Regions from separate parts of the Homo sapiens genome. Here region 1 is linked to region 2. Evidence: chromatin loops called from intact Hi-C (ENCODE). Cell type or tissue: heart right ventricle. All regions are shown on one strand.

The links. Hi-C counts contacts between places; a loop is a spot of excess contacts. Peaks named below come from ENCODE experiments on the same cell type or tissue, not always from the same donor. Only the 100,000 strongest peaks of a DNase experiment are listed, where the experiment ranks them.
Region 1: a loop joins it to region 2, with 3 times the contacts of the local background. A loop is called at or near these places in 30 of 110 quality-filtered maps.

Annotation. Positions count from the first base shown.
Region 1 is chr11:10,783,567-10,786,066 of GRCh38, forward strand. No RefSeq gene overlaps it. Among named protein-coding and RNA genes, the nearest start is that of SNORD97, 17 kb to the right of the region's middle. In heart right ventricle, no CTCF peak of the experiment used is centred here; a DNase peak (open chromatin) is centred at 1,305; H3K27ac peaks cover 1,600 bases.
Region 2 is chr11:10,910,880-10,913,379 of GRCh38, forward strand. All of the region lies in intron 2 of LOC107984309 (a long non-coding RNA gene), which reads right to left. Among named protein-coding and RNA genes, the nearest start is that of ZBED5-AS1, 54 kb to the left of the region's middle. RefSeq lists a silencer at 1,123-1,417. In heart right ventricle, a CTCF peak has its summit at 1,400 (motif pointing left); no DNase peak of the experiment used is centred here; H3K27ac peaks cover 1,834 bases.

The sequences.
Region 1 (2,500 bases), 130 kb before region 2:
AAACTCCATCTCTACTAAAAATACAAAAATTAGCAGGGCGTGGTGGCACACCCCTGTAATCCCAGCTACTCGGGAGGCTGAGGCATGAGAATCACTTGAACCCAGGGGACAGGTTGCAATGAGCCGAGATTGCACCACTGTTCTCTACCCTGGGCAACAGAGTGAGATTCTGTCTCAAAAAAAAAAAAAAAAAGGAAAGATAATTGTATCCTATAACTGGACATCTGGGGGGATTGCCGAAAGGAAGCTACAGTTCAATCAGAAGTTTCAGTATTATGAAAGACTCAGTTTTATTCATTCTTTTTATCATGCATATAGAAGAGTATATGATGTGATAAATACAAACTAATACCTCTATATCCCTTCTAGAGCCCTTTCCTGTGTGCCTCTTGTGTGCCCTTTCCCAGTTGCACCCCTCTCCTTTCCCATATATGCTATGTTCGAGCAAAGTGTTTAAACCTGTCTGGGAGTTTAGCCCCTTCTGAGGATGTAGGTCATAATTTGAACATTGCTATCATTGTGCTTTACCGTAGAAAGTGAGGTGTCAGGCTCCTTGCCTCTGCCCTGCGTGACCCCTTAGTGTTGATTGAAATGATCTATTTATCCCCACCAGACCATGAACTTGAGGACAGAGCTTATAGTGTTTCCATCTATTTCCAGGGGCCAATCATAAAGCCTGGCAAGAAGTAGATGCTAATTTATATTTTGAATATAAATTTAAAACTGAATTAACTAAACATGGAGGTTGTGGCAAGGATTGGACTCTGCTCTGAGGCCTCTGCAGCTCCATCCTGCTCTTCTAGAATGTGTTTTAGCAAATGCATTTTGTGGGAGTCAGGTTTCCACTTGAACTCAGTGGTAGCATGTGGCATAAGTCCAGGTCCCCTTCACAAACGCAGCCACAGCAGATGCACTGCCAGACTCTCCACGTGGCTGGAAATGGTCAGGCTGCTGTTTCTTACAAACTGTCCTTATGCCCACCAGCTTTTCTTCTCATATTGACAATTGTGAAGGCATTGAATGTCCGTCAAACTACTCAAAGATCACTACTCTTGAGCATAATCTCAATAAATGAACATGTAGGTTTGTCTTTAGTCCCAGACAGGGTGGAATGTCTGTGATATTATCTTCTCCAGAGGGGGATCAATGCCAAAACCTTTGTTCTCTTCTGAACTGCTTTGTTCTTTGAAACAATACTGTTTTGATCTCCCATGGGAGCTGCTGCTCCGATTTCCTTAACTGAAAAGAAGTGGCGACTTCAATTCCTGCCTTAGCCCGCTGCGGATTGTCCTGGTCTGCGTGTGTGTGCCTGTGCCTAGGTGCAGACACGCTCCTTACTTATCTCACTTCCTGCTGCTTCCAGCTTGGAGTGGCAGCTAAAGCAATTAGGCCAAGGAGGTGGGAGAAGGGAGCATCAATATATTCCTTGGCCAGAAGCAACTGTGAGGGGCAAACGCTGGGGCTAGTTTCATGGATTTAAAACCTTGCTTCCACAGCCTGCAACCTTCTTGTTGGTTCTAGCTGAACTCTGGCATGGGAACCATGCACCTCCTTCTTTTTCATGGTTTATAGAAATTTCAGAACTCGGGTTCCCACCCTTTTGATCCTCCAGGAAGCCTCGGGACCCTCCCTTCTGGAATCTCACATTGCAAACAGCTGATCTTGTTCTAAACCCCTATTCAAGGCAGCTCGGAAGTTCTCAGTAGTCACATGAGCTGACGGTGTGCTCCCCTTGACAGCTGTGGTGTGGCTGGTAGGTCCTTGTCCCTGTGGCAGGGATGACAAATGCCTTATAGTTATTTGACTCTAGGCAATGGGGTTGGAGCATGAGGAAAGGGTTGGCCTTTGCAAAGAGCTGAGTCCCTTCATCCACAAAAAAGGAAATCATGTGTCAGTGCAATTATTAGCAAGTCAGTAGCTTAGATGGTAGGAAGATTTAGGGGATGGAGTTGCTTCTCAATGAGGTAGAAGCTGAGGCCCAGAGTCACCGTGGCTGGGAAGGCAGTACAGTCCTTGGTGGTCAGCAATGGGGCCTGGGCGGATTAGGGTGGATATCAGGGCTCATCAGATTTTAATGGGCTAATCACCTACAGATTCTGATTCAGTGGGTCAGGAGTGAGACCAGACATTCTGCAGTTCTAACCGGCTTTCAGGTGAAACGAATCCAAAGACTACACTTTGAGCCCGGGAGGTTGTATAGCATTACAAATGTGCCCTTTCTGGGAGAACACCCTCAACTTTTCTTTCCTTGAGGCTTAAAAGCCTGACAAAGCAATTTCAGCAGGTAGGGGTGGGGTGTGGAGAAGCGGATATTACCAGGGGCAGGAGGAATGAGTGAGAGGAGGCTCAGGGAGGAGACGATGTGAAACAGCTCTTGTGAAGAGTGGGCAGGTGAGCACACCGGGGAGGTGGTGAGGTCCGACGGCACAAATTTTAAAGGACCTGGGCCTTCAGAAGAAAGAGGTGGACAGAAAGCAGAGTGGACACTGGCCACGCCAAG
Region 2 (2,500 bases):
TGTAAAAATGATGGTTGGAGCTATTTTCAAAAAACTCATAAGAAGGGATGATTGTACACATGTGTGTTGCAGTTCATCTGTACAAATACAAAGACCGGGGACTTAGGAATGTTGACTGCCACTTAGAGCAGTGTTTTGCAAAGTTTAATAAGCACGTGAAGTGCCTGGGCATTTTTAAAAATGCAGATTCTGATTCAGCATATCTGGGATGGGTCCTGAGATTCAGTAGTTCTAACAAGCCCCCAGGTGACATTGATGCTGCTGATCCAGAGACCACACTTAGAGGAGCAAAGACCTGGGGAACCTCTTGAAGAAGCACCATGATAGCATTGCAGTCTGGTCCTCAGCCTAAATCCTTCAACTGCAACCTGAAATCCAGAAACAATAAAAGCCAAAAGTATTTTTATAACTCCTTTTGAGGCAAAACCTGATTTGAACTCATGTGAAAATATTCATAATGCTTATTTCCTATTTTGCACAACTATTCATGTTTTCATTGCAAAAAGATTGGTGTATATGATTATGGGAAACTGCCCTAGACTCCACTGGTGTGTGATGTTATATGAGGCACAAGACCATATTCTAAAGTCCAAAAAATTTCTGAATTCAGAAACACCTCTGACTCTCAGAGTTTGTGGACCTGTGATGGTTTTGGGGATGCTTACTCTATCTACAGTCTTCCTTCTTCTTCTGGAAATTGTTTTCAACTTCATGAAGCTGGGCCTACTCTGTCCTCCTACGCCCAGCTTCCCCCACCGGCTGCATATAATTTGATCAGGGCTGGACACTTGACCCAAATTGGGCCAATCAGATTTTCTTTGTGAGACTGTAGAGTTTGAATTCATAGATGTTCATCTTGGGTGCAGGGACTGAGGCGGGTGAGAAGCAGCTTTCTGAAGCTGCATACCTGAGAAGCAGAGAAAGTTGATCTGGAGAGAGAAAGAGAGAGAGGGAGAGAGGTGTAAAGACAGAAACAGAAAGGAGTGTACGTGCAGCCTGAGAGTGGGAGGGGAGAGCATCAGCAGGAGTGTGAGATGCAGACGGTAATGCTGTAATATAATTAGAAAATATATATTTGGTCTTTGTCTCTGGTTCCTGGCACAGGGCTTCTAAAACACTTGTAACTTCTTGAGCGTAGGGAGTCAGAGGAGTATCTTTTGTTATAATATTTGGCTTTTGTCCCCGGTTCCTGGCGCGGAACTTCTAAAATCCTTGGAATTTCCTGAACGATAGGTGTGAGAGAAACCTCTATTGTCATTTATAATACGCCTCTTGCAATCATACTTGAGTTTATGTGAATGGGGTGATTCTTGGAGGGTGCAGACTGGTTACCAGAGGAACCAGCCACATGATTAGAAGATTGGAACTTCCAGCTCCACCTGCTGACCTGTGGGAAGAGGAGAAGGGCTGGAGATTGAGTTCATCACCAGTGGCCAATGATTTAATCAATCATGACTACGAAATGGAACCTCCATAATGACCCTCAGTGATGGGGTTGAAGAGCTTCCTGATTGGTAAACACATCTACGCGCCAGGAGGGAGGCACACCCCAACCCCGGCGGTGCAGAAGCTCCTTCACTCTGGACCCTGATGGCCCCTACTCTGTACCTCTTCACTTGGCTGTTCACTTGTGTCTTTCATAATAAGCCAGGAAGCATAAGTAAAGTTCTCCCCTGCGTTCTGTGAACCATTATAGCAAGTTATTAAACCTGAGGAGGGGGTTGTGGCCAAGTCTGAACAAAGTGTAAATAACCTGGGGACCAACTGCTTGCAATTGGTGTCTGAAATGAGGGGCAGTCTTGTGGGACTGAGCCTCTAATCTGTGGGGTCTGCAATAACTCTGGGTAGTTACTGTCAGAATTGAATTCAATTTTAGGGCACCCAGTTGGTGTCCATATAGAACTGGAATATTGCTTGGTGTGGAAAACCCATACATTTGGGGTAGAGAAACAGTTTCTCCTAGAACAGACCAAGAGTGAAGGCAGAGGTTTCAATCCTGATGGCTTTTTGGTTTCTGGTTTTCAGTCCCAACAGCCCTTTCTTCCCTTGAGTTCTGTGGCATACAGCTACCATCTTATAATACATTTTTACATTTTTTTAATGCTAGATGGAGTGGGTTTCATTGACCCAAAAGGCCTTAACTAACACACTAACATAACTTTTTCTGTTAGTGCAGTAAGTTTTTTTTTTTAGACTCTGGAGAATGGACATGCAAATCAAATTCCCAAGAGAATGCTGATTTATTAATTTCCATGCAGAATAACTGCCAGTGGGACCAGAATACTCCTGCTCACAGGTCAGCTTGTTCCCTGCTGGTAGGAAAATCTGCATGGGAAGCCAAGTTATTATGAGAAGGCTGCTTGATGAGTGCAGACAGAACCACATAATGAGGGGATCTGAGCAGACTGCCTCCAAGCTAGCCAGGATGGCTGGAGGCCCTTTTCCCTACTTTCAGGATGGAGTGAACCTGCCAAGTGGTGTACACATGTGCCCATGCTAC